5 separate regions of the Homo sapiens genome follow, and all the other regions are linked to region 3. The links are chromatin contacts, found by Hi-C or POLR2A ChIA-PET in ENCODE. All regions are on one chromosome and are shown on one strand. Each heading gives the region's core, a stretch centred on a gene start or an enhancer-like site at or near the end of the contact. The rest is flanking DNA. Distances are from core to core; before and after follow the strand shown. Region 1 holds the start of PTRH2 (peptidyl-tRNA hydrolase 2). Region 2 holds the start of HSF5 (heat shock transcription factor 5). Region 3 holds the start of TRIM37 (tripartite motif containing 37). Region 4 overlaps VMP1 (vacuole membrane protein 1). Region 5 overlaps TEX14 (testis expressed 14, intercellular bridge forming factor).

Region 1 (3,470 bases), core at 336-2,835, 600 kb after region 3:
ATTGCAGTGAGCCATGATCGTGCCACTGCACCCCAGGCTGGACAACAATGCAAAACCCTGTCTCCAAAAAAAAAAAAAAACCCAATAAGATCAAAAACAGGACAGTGAAAGTTCCAAAAGTTACCAAGTTTATTTATTATGTCCCATATCTCAATGGAGTGTCTAATCATAAAAATGCTAAAATTAACACATATTTTTGTTCTTTAGGATGTTCTAATCTCATATTAATCTGATCAGATTATCATCTAACTCCTCTAAAACAACATGTCTGTCTCTTTTTCTGTACACTTACGACAAGCGTATCAATAAGCCTAGTGCCTAAGACTAAGGTAAAACAAATAACCATTCTTTGTCTCATAAATAATTCTGGGCAATGACAGCAGAACAAAATAAGTACATCCTATAAAATCTTCTTCTTGGTGCCTTCTAATTCCCCTGCCTCAGTAAACCCATTTCAGTAGTGCTCTTGATCCCATTACCTCCTTCTGCACCATGCTCCACCCGTTAATCTTTTTTTAAGAGACAGGGTCTCACTATGTGGCCCCCTATGTGGCCCAGGCTGTTCTCAAACTCCTGGGCTCAAGCAATCCTCCTGTCTCAGCCTCCCAAAGTGTTGGATTACAGGCTGAGCCACCGCGCCGGGTCTGCAGTTTACAACCGAAAAAAACAAACAAACCTTTCCCAAATCTTCTCTGACCCTTAAGCCACTGCCCCACTTTCCCTGTATAACATATTCCCAGAGTCTAGTATGGTGCCTGGGGTATGTCAGTAAGGATTAATACCTCTCTAGTTAATCTCTTTGTGTGAAAAAGGGGGGAAATTTTTTCTTTCTTTTTTTTTTTTTTCTGAGACGAAGTCTCACTCTGTCGCCCAGGCTGGAGAGCAATGGAGCGATATCGGCTCACTGCAACCTCCGCCTCCCGAGTTCAAGTCATTCTCCTGCCTCAGCCTCCCGAGTAGCTGGGATTACAGGCACGCGCCACCACGCCGGCTAATTTTTGTATTTTTAGTATAGATGGGTTTTCGCCATGTTGGCCAGGATGGTCTCGAACTTCTGACCTCAGGTGATCCGCCCACATCAGCCTCCCAAAGTGCTGGGATTACAGGCGTCAGCCACCGCGCCCGGCCCCAAATTTTCGACTATATTCTTAGAAACCAATTCTTTCCACGCAGAGCTCGACAGCTCGAAACGCTGGGGATATTCATAAGTGCCCAGCTGAGGGTATGAGGCCTGCTCGCTATTTTATCAATTTCGGAGAGAGCGCATCGATACTGCCTGCCTGGAGGCTTTGCTGGGAACTAGAAATTCTGAGTCTTCCCCTCCCCAGCAGCCTGTTCCTTTCCTCCAAAGGACGGTTCGCAGAACAGGAACAGAGGGCTCAGCGGCCCCTGGGCGGAAGACAGTTTATAAAGGAGAAAATGAAGAAGGTGGGTAATGCAACGAGGTGAAAAGAAACGTTCCTACTGGCGAGAAAATGAATAATGATATTGGTCTCCTTCGCCCTGTAAGGAGCCAACCAACCTACCTACAGTACCTCCTTTCCTCACTCGCGCCTTCCCTTCTTCTGGGCAGCGAACACGTTTCTATCGCGTGAGCTACCTCTTCCGGGGTTCCTGGGTGACAAGTTCCGGATCAAGAATCACAAAGCGAGCAGTCATTCTTCCTCTTGCCACACCCACAGGGCCCGCACTAAGAGCCTAACTGAAATCCCGCGAGGATCAACCGAGCTCGCCGAAAGGAGGGAGGAACGTATCCCTTCTGGAGGCTGTCTCAGGGGGCAGAGGGACCGGACCGGAAGTGACGTGAGCGGGTTCCGGTTGTCTGGAGCCCAGCGGCGGGTGTGAGAGTCCGTAAGGAGCAGCTTCCAGGATCCTGAGATCCGGAGCAGCCGGGGTCGGAGCGGGTAGGTAAACTAACTCAGGGAATTGGGGACCGAAGCCTGAGGCTGTCCTCAGAGCTTGGCGTCTTCCGGAGCTCTCCCACTTAGGCATTGCGGATCTGGGGCACTGTGATTCCGACTTCCAGCAGTGTTTTAGGACGCTGCTGACTGGATGTCTCACCCTGGATGTCTCACGCTGGCGGTAGCCAGGTTATTTGGGACACCTTCTCATGGTTGGTCACCCGGACATTGAACCCAGACACCGGGCTGTTCGTTCTCCTCTCCGCGTACTTGGAAGCCTTGCTAGGCTTCTTTAGAGAACCTCTTAGTCCCGGGATGTCCAGGACCTTGGAGTAAGTGGAGAAGGTCTTCCCTGCTGATGACTGAGCTATTTCTCAGGATCTGTCAGTTTGGTTTTTGCTCTCCCGAACCTCTGGCGCATGATGCTAGATGTATTCGCTCCTAAACGAAATCCAGGCGTGCAAGTGCCATCTAAAGCTCTGGTGGTACAGGGTAGCCAAGGGAATGGGCCTTCGCTCCGCAGAGCCCTTGGAGAGGAACTTCTCAGATTTTTCACTGCTTTAATGAAAAAGAGTTGTCTGCCTTTCCAAACCCCTGAACCCCGACCTCTATATCTTATTACAGTGGAGGTATTTGCAGTAAAACGTGAAGGTCGACTTAATCTCTAAAATTCCAGAAACCATATGTGGCCCTGTGTCACACTGCTAGATTACTTATGACCTCCAGAAGATTTTACACAATCATCTTTTATTTACCTGCAACTCCATGTAAAAATCTAATAATACACGTAGACTGGCCACTGTTGATGTGTTTTGGCAGCATCGCTCCTTATCCTAATGTTAACGTCTTTCATTTCTACTTTGGGGCTTGTCAGAGATTTTTGTGGACAGATTACATTGATCATTTGAAGAAGCTTGTACAAGTGTTTCTGGTGTTGTCATGATAGAATTTAATATTCCAGTTGCTACTACCTAGTAATTGTATTGTCATTAGCTCTGATTTTAGTTGTGTATTCTTAGCATAGATGATGAAAGGAAGAAACTTACTTACTAGGCATCATTGTATGCATTGTAGCTTATGTTTTTACTGTGGAAGAGGGATGGTGGTACCTAGACAAATGTGACTGATTTGTGTAGGTATGAAGTGACTCTCTCGAGTAGAAATTTTATATTTTACTACTTTGCCTACATTATCTTAAGGCACTGAAGGTTACTTTTTTCCTTTGAGGGATATATCCTACTTGATTACAATTGATTAATACAGTTTAATTTCTATGAGTCACATTCCAGAAGAAAATATACATAGAACCATGATGCCTTTTACCAGTTTACCTATAGCTAGTTAAATCAGTTTGTCAGTTTACATATTTTTCTTATTTTGAGTTTGAAAATTTGTTCACGCTTGGCTTTGAAACAAGGTGACAAAATTTGAGATATGGAATTATGATAGATGTATCATTAGTTTAACATTCGGTAAATTTGCTTCTTGATTATATAACTGCCAAATCTGATCTTATCTTCTTTATGTTCAATTGAAGGACTGATTATCCAGTTTTTCTCACTTTTCCAA
Region 2 (2,960 bases), core at 333-2,832, 620 kb before region 3:
TCAAGGACAAATTTCCACTGCAGGCACCTTTTCCAAAACTTTCCCTTGCCTGCTATTGTAATGTTCTAAGTTCTCTCTTTTTTTTTTTTTTTTTTTTTTTGAGACCGAGTCTCGCTCTGTTGCTCAGACTGGAGTGCAGTGGCACTATCTCGGCTTACTGCAACCTCTGCCTCCTGGGTTCAAGCGATTCTCCTGCCTCAGTCTCCTAAGTAGCTGGGATTACAGGCGTGCACCACCATGCCTGGCTAATTTTTGTATTTTTAGTAGAGACGAGGTTTCACCCTGTTGGTTAGGCCGGTCTCAAACTCCTAACCTCGTGATGCACCCGCCTCGGCCTCCCAAAGTGCTGGGATTACAGGCGTGAGCCACCACGCCCAACCGTAATGTTCTAAATTCTCTTGACTACGATTTTGTTCCATCCCGCCTTAACCCGTAGGGTGACTCCACTCTGCTTCCCACGGGAGCAAAGGAGCCCCTTTTGTTTCTTCCAGACCCAATGTTTCAACGAAGGACTACTGAGTCCACATGTTTACAGTGGACAGTGTGGGTCTCAGGAAGGTAAACGGAGGCTTACAACCAGGTAAACTCCTGGGGTTCAAACCGGGGACGAGTAGAAGGGAGCCTAAGAGGCGGAGGTCCCTTTTGCTGCCAGTGGGCTCAGAAGGGGCCGAATGCTTACGGACCCTCCAGGGGAGGGCCGGTGGCCACCGTGCTGGTGCCGCTGAGAACGGCGGCGGTGGCGGGACCGCCAGTCTCGGGAAGCACAGCGGCCAATGGGTCCCCGGCGCCTTTCCGACGCCCATAGCGTGAGGACGTGCGAAAATGCGCCCTCCAGCGGCGGTTGCTCCCCGCCGCCCATGTGCCCACTGTGGGCGAGGGCACGGGCAGTCCGGACTCACCGTGCGGCTCGGGCCGGGGCCCCGCGGGCGGCGGCGGCTGCTGGTGCTGCAGTGGCGCGGTGGCGGCGGAGGCCGAGGTGATGAGCAGCCGCTGGAAGCGGTTGGGCGGGCGGCAGGGCACCTCCAGGCCGGCCGCCAGCTTGGCCTTGTTGGCGCTGGTGAGGCGCTTGAGGTGCACGAGCAGCTGTGGCTGGTCGCGGCGGAAGTGCGGGTTGTGGAAGTGATGGAGCGGCCCATTGCCTGCCGGTTTGCCGCCCCCCGGCCCGCCCAGCACCACCTTGCGGAAGCCGTAGAGGTTGAGCTGGCGGATGAAGCTGGTGAAGCTGGTGGTTTTGAAGAGCTCGGGCTCGGCCCCGGCCCCCGCAGTCCCGCCACCGCCCCCCGGCCCGGGCGGGCTGAGCAGCTCGGCCTCGAAGAGCGGCTGATCGATAAGCAGCCCCTCGCCGCGGCCGTCCCAGCGGATGGAGCGGTAGCGCGGGCTGTTCACCAGGCGCCACAGCTTGGCGGGGAAGTTGTTGGGGTTGATGGGGGTGGAGAGCAGCGCCTCCATCGCCCCGCCGGGCCGGGGCCTCGCCCCCCGAGCCTAGCTCTCCCACACCGTTCTCGATCCCTCCCCGGCCTTCGCCTCGCCCTGCCCGCTCCTGCCGGCGCCCATCCGCCGCGTACCAGGGACCGTTGGCGCACGAGGCCCCGCGGCGCCTCCCAGCGCGGCCAATGGGGCCTCGAGTTCCCGCCACGCGGCGTGGGCACCTCCCCCTCGGCGGCCGCGTGCCCCAGCTCGGCCCGCCGGACGCCTGCGGGACCCGGGCAGGAGCCCCTTCCCCAGGCGTTCCCAGACTTCAGGCCGGGAAGGCTGTCTGCCGGGGTGTTCTAAGTCCTGACAAGAGAGAAGCCCAGTTATCCACCGTGGAATACCAAGAGGCGTGTGTTTCGGCCCAGCCAACTAGTGGAGACTTGGAATGCAGAGAAAGTGTGCGTTAGGCAGCAGAGTTGGTCGTTCTGGGGACCAAAGGGTCTGGTCTGTAATCTTTGCTAACAGTGGAACTGCTTACCTCTCAAACAAAAATGATGCTACTGGAGGTATAATATCTTGAGTAAACGAACTCACCTTTTAGATAGTAGCCCTTTGTATCTTTTAAGATACACTCTTTTAAGTCAGTATTTGTTCAAGACAATTTACTCAAGGTTAGATGAAAACTGAGGTCCCTAGGAGGAGGGAATCACAAGAATCTAAGTACTATCTTGTGTGCCTGCCCAACTAGCTGGTGGCATTTTAGACATTAAAGAGAAATAAAGATGGGACAGAATTCTACGGTATCCATAAGAATCGATCCCTAGCCAATCAATAAATAAGAATGTAACAAGAGCTGTGCTGATTCAAAAAGAGAGGTTCATTTGAAAACGGAAATTGGCCGGGCGCAGTGGCTCATGTCTGTAATCCTAACACTTCGGGAGGCCGAGCTGGGTGGACTGCTTGAACCCAGGAGTTCGAGACCAGCCTGGCCAACATGGTCAAACCCTGTCTCTACTAAAAATACAAAAATTAGCCAGCGTGGTAGCATACCTGTAGTCCCAACTGTTCAGGAGGCTGAGGCAGGAGAATCGCTTGAACCCAGAAGGCGGAGGTTGCAGTGAGCCGAGATCGCACCACTGCACTCCAGCCTGGGGAACAGAGGGAGACTCCATCTCAAAATAAATAAATTGGAAATTGCTGGGAGAAAGGGGTACAATGTTCTACTCTTCTCATGGTCAAAGAATAAGTGAATATTAAGTTTTTTTAGAAATGAAAATAAAACGACCCAACAAAGCAGCACTAATATAGAGATTTTATTTAAACTGTATTGAATTTTTACAGCACATTGCATGTTTGTCACAACGCAACTGCACAGTTTGGATTTTTGGCCACATCATGTCACTTACACCCACAACAGCTCTGAAAGGAGTATTTGATGAACACATCTGAGCCAAGAGCCCAGAGTCTCTCTCCAAGGCCATGCAGTTTGTTCACTGATGGGACAGTCCCTCAAAACAGCCACGCTAAGTAGACAGATACAGTCTCCC
Region 3 (3,047 bases), core at 311-2,810:
AGCTACTTATTTGAACCTGAGATTCTGCCCCAATTGAAAATGTTGACGGTAGTTCAAAGCGATCTTGGGAACAACAACAACAAAAATATGTAAATACAAGAAACAGTATTATGTTTGCAAGCCTCAATTTAATCAATTTAGGAAGTAACTGAAAAGTTTTTAACAAGAAAAAGGATACAATTAAACGTATACTTATTGTATTGTATACTTTGTTTTTATATTACTGACATTTACTTTCACTCCATTCTAGAATTAAACCCTCCTAAAACCAAGATAAGTTTACAAAACCTTTATAATACTTTATATGAGGAATTAAGGAGAAAATTACTCATTAATCTCATCATGACTCTGTAGGGCCAGAAAGAACCTGGGAGATGCAGATTCTGTAACCTGCAACGGGGTGGACAATAAGACTACTGAATGACTAGTTTCAAGTGGAATATCCATAACATAGTTACCCCTTACTAAAAAGCAAGGATTTCCTATTTCAGTATCTGAAAGGTTCAAAATTTGATAATGATTACACAATTATGTTCAATAAACAATCTTTTAAAATATATTCCTAGCCTTTACTTACATATCCTACATATCCCAACTATTTTAACTCACAGCTTACAAGAATCAGTTATAAAAAGAAGAGTTTGTTCTGGAAACTACACATGAGATAATATATGCTGATTCAATCTAGGAAGGAAGGGCAGAAGCCTGCAAAATGTGCCACTGAGAGGGAAAGATGACTATCCATTTGGAAGGAGATTTAGATCAGCTCAAGAACTCGCAAGGACTGGTGGCGAGTGGCAGGGTACATCCATCTGATGAATCTGCAGTTTTGGTCGGAAAAGGATGCTGTTTGCAAACACCCGGTGGGGATGAGTACCTGTGCCAAGACATCCTTGAAAACTCCAGGATACGCACCACCTGACTGCGGAACAGTGAGCACAAGACACCCGGAGCGCTGCAGAATGGGCACGGCATCCTTGGTACCGGGCCAGCCCTCTCCACAGCGGCAGGGGCGGGGTAGGGGTGCCCTACTGGAGGGAGGACATGGGCACGACTCCCCGAATAAAAACCGCTCATCGGGTGGGGGCGGGGACTAACCACCACCCTCACAACCCCCTCACCTCCACGCTCTGTTCATCCATTGCCTCCGGCTCTCGGCGGGGCCGCTGGCGACCCGCAGGCTCCGCAGTCTGACCTCTTAGGCGCCGGCCCGAGGTCGCCAGATCAAATCGCCGATAAAAGCCCGGCGCCCACGTCAGGGGGCTCTGACAACCGCCCCACCTGCGCGCCCCATCTCTTCAGGTCCAGCGCCGCCTACCCCCATTTCGCCATTTTTACCGGCGCGCCCGCCCCGAGGCGCAGAAGTAGGGCGAACGGTGGCCGCAGCTCCTTTCTCCCGGCTCAGCCGCCGGCCAGCAGCCGCGCCGGAACCTCGGCCCACGTGACGCGGGCGCGCGCCTATGGAACTGACGGTGGAGTTCAGCGAAGAAGGTGCCGCAGAGAATTCGCAAACACCAACCGTAACCAGAGCAGCTGGGGGCGCGGCGGCGAGAGAAGCTGCGAAGCGCATGCGCGCAGGACGCTGTGGGAGGGGAAAGGAGGGGAGGAGCGTGGAGCGATCGCCTAGTTCCCGCGTTGCGGGGCGCATACGAGACTTGGCGACTCGCTGCCTCAGGGTTGCGTGCCTCCGGCCCTAGCCTGCGCAGGCGGCCTGAGCTTGGGGCTCTGCTACGCCACCCACGCCCACCTTGGCGGAGGGCGGGGCCCCACGGCTCTCAAACTTGCGCGCCAAAGACGGAGCCACCTGGCGTACTGGTGGAAAGCGCAGACTTCAGAGCCACACCCGTAGTTAAGTATTCGGACTCTGAGATTCCAGGGTGGGGCCCAGGCCATCCGCGTTTTCACCCAGCATCGTGTGATTCGGCAGCAGGTGGTCTGTGGCCCGCACTTTGAGAAACCCTGGTGCAGAAGGTTCATGGTTAGTGGTTCTCTCTGGAAGGAACAGTCTAAGGTTTGTAGGACTTGCGTTCCACCTACCAAAGCTAATCGAGTTAGAAGGCTCCAAACTGAGGTGTCATTTCTCATTACGGTGGTGAGAGGACGGGACCACACACTGTGAAGTCTTCGTTCCCACATCCCACACTTCATTCTTGCCGCCTAAGTTGTCGCCGTGGGACTATTGAAAGGGTATCAGCGATATTCATCTTTCCTATAAATGGGATCTGCTTTCTACAGTTTCCTGCCAGATGTGTAAAGATTGCAAGAATTGAAGGTTTGTGAGACAAAGAGGGCATATCAAATTCGTAATTTGAATTTAATTTTTCCTGTATTTATTGCAAACAACTAATTATACTTAACCGACCTAGAGTGCACATGTAGAGAATCACTAATAATCTAGAAATAAGTTCTTGAATATCAGGCATTTAGGCTTATAGGTGGTGGGTAGCAACAATTTTTTTTAACTACTTGGGTCATGAACAAGATATAATTTAGAAAGATTAATCTGAGACTGAAAAATTCTTTCAGTAAGAATTATTTGTGGTCTTTGACCTACATGGAGCTATTTTTACGAAAATGGCCTCAGTTGTACATTTTTAAATGGTTGATGGTTAATATTATGAGAATTTTACTTAAAAGAATTATTTATAGAATGCAGTGCTAGGCCTGGCGTGGTGGCTCACACCTGTAATCCCAGCACTTTGGGAGGCCGAGGCTGGCGAATCACCTGAGGTCGGGAGTTCGAGACCAGCCTGACCAACATGGAGAAACCCCGTCTCTACTAAAAATACAAAATTAGCCGGGCGTGGTGGCGCATGCCTGTAATCCCAGCTACTGGGGAGGCTGAGGCAGAAGAATCGCTCGAACCCAGGAGGCGGAGGTTGCGGTGAGCCGAGATCGCGCCATTGCACTCCAACCTGGGCAACAAGAGTGAAACTCCGTCTCAAAAAAAAAAAAAAAAAAAATGCAATGCTGTACTTGGGATTCAGAGTAATGAGAAGTGGCCCTTGCTCTCAAGGAGCAGTACAGAAGACAAATAAGACAAATTG
Region 4 (3,356 bases), core at 654-3,153, 720 kb after region 3:
ATGCTGGGATTACAGGCATGAGCCACTGTGTCCTGCCAATACTATCACTTTTTTGGTTTTTTTGTTTGTCTGTTTGTTTTTTGAGACCAAGTCTTGCTCTGTCGCCCAGCCTGGAGTGCAGTGGCGTGATCTCAGCTCACTGCAACCTCTGCCTCCTGGGTTCAAGCAATTCTTCTGCCTCAGCCTCCCAAGCAGCTAAGACTACAGGCATGCACCACCACCCCCAGCTAATTTTTGTATTTTTACTAGAGTCGGGGTTTCACCATATTGGCCAGGCTGGTCTCAAACTCCTGACCTCAGGAGGCCTCGGCCTCCCAAAGTGCTGGGATTACAGGCATGAGCCGCTGTGCTGGCCTGATTTTTAAGTTTTAGAACTCAGTGAGTCTTCAAACCAGTGCAGATCTGTCACTATAAAAAGCTGCCACCAGGCCCACTCACACCTGTAATCTTAGAACTTTGGGAGGCTGAGGCGGGATTGCTTGAGCCCAGAAGTTTGAGACCAGCCTGGACAACATGGTGAGACCCCATCTCTTGAAAAAAATTTAAAAATTAGCTACTGTGGCCCCAGCTACTCGGAAGGTTGAGGCAGGAAGATTGCTTGAGCCCGGGAGGTCAAGGCTGCAGTGAGTCGTGTTTGTGCCATTGCACTCTTGAGTGGGCAACAGAGCAAGATCCTGTTCCCAAAAAAAAGCTGCCACTGGGGCCAGGTGCAGTGCCACTCGCCTGTAGTTCCAGCTACTTGGGAGGCTGAGGCAAGAGACACAACCTCTTTAAAAAAAAAAAAAAAAGCTGCCACCAGTCTGTCATTTTCTATAAATGCAATCAGTTGATTTTTAACAGAGTTTTGTTTTGGCAACCAATCAGTTTTACCTAGTCCTTATAGACCACTCCTTTAGCTCTGGCCACATTCATCAGCACAAATGCCTGCTTTTCTCCTGCTGCTCAAGTCTGCCTTCTGAAATGAGGTTTTGTTCTCTAGAGCTTCTCTTTAATGTTAGCTTATTTCAAAGAGTAGCTGCTAATGATAAGGAAGTCTAACCTCCAATCTGATTCTTACAGAAAATAATGCTAAATCTCCAAAAGCTAGGGCAATTGCAGATTATTTTGTGATAAAATATGCTGTAAGGCAGTAGAAACAATGTACCTGATAAAATACACCTGGAGAAAGCATGGTCTTCCTTCTACACAGCCAGAAAGAAACCCATGGTGTCATGTGTTCATAATACCACTCTGCGTACAATGGACTAACTTAAGTACAAAAGAAGTTTTAATCATTTGAAAGGGCACAGATGTGAATGAAATTCAAGATGTTTTAATCCCAGATCCTGGGGTCAAATCACAACGAATTTTAGAAGGTGCCAGGGACTGTCAGTCCAAACTTGTATATATGAGAAAGCCCTAGATTTTCTAGTATAGTGTGTGATTTTCATCCTGAATTTATTTTATGTTGGGGTGCCATTCCAAGATCCTGGATGTAAAGAAACATGATTAGGGGGCTACCACATTTCAGATCCAAAGCAAGTAGAATACATCAGTTACCAGTTTTTTCTTATAGTATCAGCTTCAAAGATTCATATACTGAGCCAGGCACAGAGGCTTATGCCTGTAATCCCAGCATTTTGGGAGGTCAAGGCAGGCGGATCACTTAAGGTCAGGAGTTTGAGACCAGCCTGACCAACATGGTGAAACCCTGTCTCTACTAAAAATACAAAAACTAGCAGGGTGTAGTGGTGCCTACCTGTAATCCCAGCTACTCAGGGGGTTGAGGCAGGAGAATCGCTTGAAGCCGGGAGGTGAAGGTTGCAGTGAGCCGAGATTGCGCCACTGCACTCCATCGTGGGTGATAGAGCCAGACTCCGTCTCCAAAAACAAAACAAAACAAAACAAAAAGATTCATGTGTTCTATTCAGTTAAATGGTAAAGATAATAACACTTTCATTCCAGTCACACAGGATAACTAGATCCTTTTTTACTAGGTTAAATATGTGTTTATTTTCAGTTAGCACCTGTTCATTTACTTATTCTGGATTAATAAAGGGCTGAAAGGCTGTAGATATTAATGAGTCAGCATGATGGCCTTTGGCTTCTTCAGAAAGATTGCATGATAAACTCCCCCACCCTTTTCCGAGCAGTCTACCTTACTAGGAAAGGCAGTTTCATGTGGAGGGCAATCTGTCATTTTTGAATAAGGGCAAGAGTCTGAGGTCCATTCTGAGTCACTATGAATAGAGCTCTAGTATTGGTTGGTCCCCAGGGAAACTGGTGGTTAAATACTGTGAGAATCTTTATCAGACAGGAAATGACAACTCATTAAAATACTAGCCGTTAAGCCTGTTTAGATCACTGCCTAGGGGGTAGGAAGGAAAATTTAACTCTATAATGTTTGACTAAAATGTGCACATTTCTGAAGATGGAGAATTATTTACAAGACTGTTACCGAGAAAGGGAATTGCTAGGCTGTCTTGTTGCTGATCTTCTCCCACACCCTCTTTTCCTCTTTTGTACATATAACAGATCAGCTTGTAATGGGAGTAGGATAGGGAAGGGCTTTAATTTCATTCCTGAAAGTGTATCCTACTATTGCCTTAAATGTAAAATTCAGTCTCTTCAGCAGAAGAGGCGGTTGTTGGCTTCAGTTAGAACAGGATCATTTTCTATATAGGAGTCTACTCCTGTGCTCCTGGGCCAAATCTCAATTGATAGAACTCTCTGGGGTCAGAGGATAAATTTGATGTATTGATTTACATACAGTGGTCCTCATTCAATCAAGAAAATTCTAAAGATCCTGATATTCATTTAGAACATAATTAAATTTTATAACTCTGGGCACAGGTTTTCAGTCTCCTGAAGTTGGGCTATCCAGATTTGGTGGGGGCGGGGACAGGGGCTAGCTCTGTTGCCCAGGCTGGAGCAACATCTGCCTCCCAGGCCCAAGTGATCCTCCCACCTCCTGTCGCATGCCAGCATGCTCAGCCAATTTTTAAATTTTTTGTAGAGAGGAGGTCTCACTATATTGCCCAGGCTGGTCTTGAACTCATAGGCTCAAGTGATCCTCCCACCTTGGCCTCCCAAAGTGCTGGGATTACAGTGAGCCACCAAGCTGAGCACTCTTTTCTTTTTATAAGTACCCTGACCTGAATCTTCTCCTGAAAAATTTTTTTTTTCATTTATAAGCTTTCAGGGATCTGACTTATGACACCCTGAGATTCTTTAGACTTTGTGATTAATCATCAGAGGGAATACTAACCCAGCACAAACAATGAAATAAAGGTAAAAAACTGTTGTGCCCAGACTTTTTTCTAAGACAAAAGGCTTATTACTCTTTGTAAAGAGGCTATCGCCTCCTTACTAGAATT
Region 5 (3,304 bases), core at 118-2,617, 530 kb before region 3:
AAGAAACTTGTTGTTTTAAACCACTAAAATTTGGGAGTTGTTTACTATATATAGCATAATCTAGTCTATCCTGACTGACTAGCTGAGTGACCTTAGAAAAAAATATTTAAACTCTCTGAACTTTGCTTTCTTTACTGGCAAATGGAGGCAATGGTATGTGCCTCACAGGGTTGTTATGTGGATTAAATCAGACAATGAAACAGAGTGCCTGGCATATGCTAGATATTTAGGAAATACTAGCTACAATAATTATAATTAAGGAAACTGAGGCCCAGAGAGAATAAAATAAATTGAATGTTATTGTGCCAGATACGTTATAACAATTATGAATTTTTTAAACTTTTCTTTTGAGATAATTGTAGATTCACATGCAATTGTAAGAAATACACTTTACTGGCTGAATGCGGTGGCTCACGCCTGTAATCCCAGCACTTTGGGAGGCCGAGGCAGGTGGATCACCTGAGGTCAAGAGTTCGAGATCAACCTGGCCAACATGGTGAAACCCCATCTCTACTAAAAATACAAAATTAGCCAGGTGTGGTGGCACATGCCTATAATTCCGCTACTTGGGAGGCTGGGGCAGGAGAATCACTTGAACCCGGGAGGTGGAGGTTGCAGTGAGCTGAGATCACGCCACTGCAGTGAGCTGAGATCACGCCACTGCAGTGAGCTGAGATCACACAACAAGAGTGAAATTCTATCTCAAGAAAAAGAAAATACACTTTACCCACTTTATCCCAGTGGTAACATCTTGCAAATCTATAGGACAGTATCACAACCAGGATATTGACATTGATACAGTCAAGATACAGAACATTTCTACTACCACAAAGATATTTCTGGTTTACAGCTATGCCTGCTTCCCTCCTTTCCCCACCCCTTCCTTAACCCCTGGCAACCACTCATCTGTTCTTTATTTTTATAATTTTGTCATTTCAAGAATGTTATATTAATGGAATCACACAGTAAATAACTTTTTGGGATTGCTTTTCCTACTCAGCATAATTCTCTGGAAATTTAGCCAAGTTGTTGCATGTATCAATAGTTTATTTCTTTTTACTGCTGAGTAGCAAGCACTCAATGGTATGGATGTACCAAAGTCTGTTTAATCATTTACTTGGTGAAGGACATCCGGGTTTCCAGTTTGGAGGTATTATGGATAAATTTGTTATAAACGTTCCTGTATGTATTTCTGTGTAAATGTAAATTTTCATCTCTCTGGGATAAATGCCCAGGAGTTATATTATTACTTTAAGTTCCTATTGTCAACATTCTCAGTAAGGATTCTTATCCCTGCTTCACAGATGGGAAAATAGAATAGAGGGGTTGAGAACCTTGACAAGGTCACATGAACAGAAAGTCAGAGTCAGATCTAAGTAAAGGTGATGACTCAATCCCTCAAATTCTACTGCACAAGTCCTAACACAGCTAAGCTGCCCAAAGCTAACTTTTATAAGATAGTAGCTAATACATCTGAAGACAAGCAATATATAAACACGGAGCATTATCACCATTTAACATTGCATCTATGAGTTTGAAACTGCATAAGATAATAATAGCCCATACCTTCGTACAGGTTGAAATTGAGACCTGGGCAAAATCTCAGCATTCTTTCCAAGAATTTTTCTCATTTGGAACTTTTCCTCACCTGAAAGAATAAAGTTAAAAATATATATATATATTTTTTTTTACTGAATCTTTGTCAACCCAAATTATTGTCACCATTCCCTAGAATGTCCCTTGGTCTGGTCCAGAATTAGAAATAATCTGGATAAACAAAGTGCTGCCCTAATTGGGTTTGGATTGAGTGCTGTAGAAGAGGTTTTTGCTCTGAAAGTTTATTTTCCTTGCTCAGAGCACAGAACTATATTCTGACACTCAGAATACAATCAAGCTATTTACTGGCCTTTCAGTTATAACCACAGTTATTTCTGAAGACAAATGTTGTTTTGTCTTTTTAAGAAGGCAAACTGACCCGGTTCCTGTCAACAGACGCCAGGGGGCGTTGAAAACAAGAACTGTTTGTTAACTAAACAGCCCCGAACTCTAACTATGCCACTTGGCCATCAAACACTAGGTGTGGGCGTGGGCGTGGGCGTGGGGTCTTGAGTACTGAGGAGCTAATTCAACTGTCTTCTGTTCTTCTTGGCATCAAGTTATCTGAAGTTACTCCTCCCCAGTTCTCAGTAAGATGCTTTGCTCCAGGCAGGCAGGGCCAGTATCCATTTTCCTTCCCACCACTGTACTGTCCTAGTTAATAAAGAAGGGGGCAGATGGAGCATCCAGCCCTGTTTCCAAATGCCTATGACTCCCCCACCCCCATCCCATTCCTTAGGTCCAGGTGGTCTGGTAGACACTAAGAAGGCCCATCAGAACAATGCCACCTTTCACAGCTACCAAGGAGCTCTGAAACCCCACCAGTGGAGAGACATTGGGGGTTCCTCTTCCTCTGACCCTTTTAAAATGATAAATATCCAGAAAGCATAAACTAATTCCTAAGAAGCAACATTTAGAGCTTAGAGACTTTAGAGTCCGACCCTCTCCTTTACTTTATACCAGGGGAAAGTAGGGCCCTGGGGTGAAGTGACTTGCTGAAGGTTATGCAGAAAAAGTCAGTGGCAGAATGGGTCTTGGAACCTAGCATGCTGCATCCTGTACCCCTGTTGTGTCCTCTCATGTGGAAGGGGATATATATCAGAACAGTAGAAGGAAAAGGGGGCAGAGAGGGGCAGAAAGAAGTGAATGGAGTAGAAATCAGAGACTTTTTCACATACTTCATGTGTCTGTATTAAACTAGCTCTGGTTATCTGACCTGTCTGCCCTAAACTTTTCCATCCCACTCAACTCACCTCCACATACAAGTTAAGTGGCCACATACAAGGCAGGTCCAAAAAAGAGGCTCTGCAGGAAGAGGTGGGTGGCCCAAGGCTCTGGAGACTTTTAATACATATTATGCTGAGACTTTAAGTAAAAGTTGATCTAAAAGCTTACAGCTTCTTAAAATGCTCCCAACTCTGGCAGGGGCCTTCACAAGGTTACAGTTGGAAGCTGGAGTATGCAGTGGAAGAAGGGAGTAAGTTCATAACACTACGCTGTTTGGGTTTAGACGGTTGAGACATGACCATGGATAGCTACACAGGTTGGTAGGTGGATAACTCTACTTTTAAAATAGATGAGTACATACCTTAAAAGAACAAGAGTACACAATTTTAAAAATGTAACAAAGCCAACAGTTAACTTATATCTGTCTGGTGCCACATCCCTGGCTACTGATCCAAGGCTACCTTCTCATCTAAAAGAAAGC

What was found. A loop is a pair of places that touch in the nucleus more often than their neighbours do. ChIA-PET counts read pairs that join two places held with the same protein, here RNA polymerase II (POLR2A). Pooled maps may share reads with other maps.
Region 1: a map of CD8-positive, alpha-beta T cell shows a loop between it and region 3 (15-fold over the local background). The contact joins the promoter of PTRH2 here to the promoter of TRIM37 in region 3. A Hi-C loop is called at or near these places in 2 of 168 maps with a recorded cell type or tissue (CD8-positive, alpha-beta T cell and naive thymus-derived CD4-positive, alpha-beta T cell), 1 of 37 single-sample maps with no recorded cell type and 13 of 50 pooled maps. POLR2A ChIA-PET finds 5 or more read pairs at or near these places in 1 of 52 experiments (naive thymus-derived CD8-positive, alpha-beta T cell).
Region 2: a loop to region 3 is called in a pooled map, with 8 times the contacts of the local background. The contact joins the promoter of HSF5 here to the promoter of TRIM37 in region 3. A Hi-C loop is called at or near these places in 2 of 50 pooled maps. POLR2A ChIA-PET finds 5 or more read pairs at or near these places in 2 of 52 experiments (B cell and activated T-cell).
Region 4: a pooled map shows a loop between it and region 3 (12-fold over the local background). The contact joins the enhancer-like site here to the promoter of TRIM37 in region 3. A Hi-C loop is called at or near these places in 7 of 50 pooled maps. POLR2A ChIA-PET finds 5 or more read pairs at or near these places in 2 of 52 experiments (A673 and PC-9).
Region 5: a loop to region 3 is called in a pooled map, with 3 times the contacts of the local background. The contact joins the enhancer-like site here to the promoter of TRIM37 in region 3. A Hi-C loop is called at or near these places in 6 of 50 pooled maps. POLR2A ChIA-PET finds 5 or more read pairs at or near these places in 4 of 52 experiments (H1, HepG2, PC-9 and 1 more).

Annotation. Positions count from the first base shown.
Region 1 is chr17:59,705,845-59,709,314 of GRCh38, forward strand. PTRH2 (peptidyl-tRNA hydrolase 2) reads right to left here and starts at 1,586. Exons shown (of 2, transcript NM_016077.5): 1 at 1,527-1,586. VMP1 (vacuole membrane protein 1) reads left to right here and starts at 1,810. Exons shown (of 12, transcript NM_030938.5): 1 at 1,810-1,904. RefSeq lists enhancers at 1,400-2,055, 1,856-1,915.
Region 2 is chr17:58,486,826-58,489,785 of GRCh38, forward strand. HSF5 (heat shock transcription factor 5) reads right to left here and starts at 1,583. Exons shown (of 6, transcript NM_001080439.3): 1 at 900-1,583. The coding sequence starts at 1,449. MTMR4 (myotubularin related protein 4) reads right to left here. Exons shown (of 18, transcript NM_001378067.1): 18 at 2,712-2,960. RefSeq lists silencers at 865-984, 1,245-1,294.
Region 3 is chr17:59,105,320-59,108,366 of GRCh38, forward strand. TRIM37 (tripartite motif containing 37) reads right to left here and starts at 1,561. Exons shown (of 24, transcript NM_015294.6): 1 at 1,122-1,561. The coding sequence starts at 1,142. LOC124904039 (a long non-coding RNA gene) reads left to right here and starts at 1,777. Exons shown (of 2, transcript XR_007065864.1): 1 at 1,777-2,272. RefSeq lists enhancers at 649-1,308, 965-1,014, 1,225-1,354, 1,309-1,968, 1,445-1,544 and 2 more and a silencer at 1,675-1,784.
Region 4 is chr17:59,827,253-59,830,608 of GRCh38, forward strand. The region is part of intron 10 of VMP1 (vacuole membrane protein 1); the gene reads left to right. Among named protein-coding and RNA genes, the nearest start is that of MIR21, 12 kb to the right of the region's middle. RefSeq lists an enhancer at 2,527-2,716. Within about 2 kb of position 1,904, at least 23 of the 41 ENCODE cell types and tissues checked have a DNase peak (open chromatin) inside an H3K27ac peak, as active enhancers do; they include A673 and PC-9, where a contact is called at or near this core.
Region 5 is chr17:58,575,809-58,579,112 of GRCh38, forward strand. It overlaps TEX14 (testis expressed 14, intercellular bridge forming factor), which reads right to left. Exons shown (of 32, transcript NM_031272.5): 21 at 1,567-1,648. LOC107985048 (a long non-coding RNA gene) reads left to right here. Exons shown (of 3, transcript XR_001752952.2): 3 at 3,022-3,304. Among named protein-coding and RNA genes, the nearest start is that of SEPTIN4, 33 kb to the left of the region's middle. Within about 2 kb of position 1,368, at least 3 of the 41 ENCODE cell types and tissues checked have a DNase peak (open chromatin) inside an H3K27ac peak, as active enhancers do.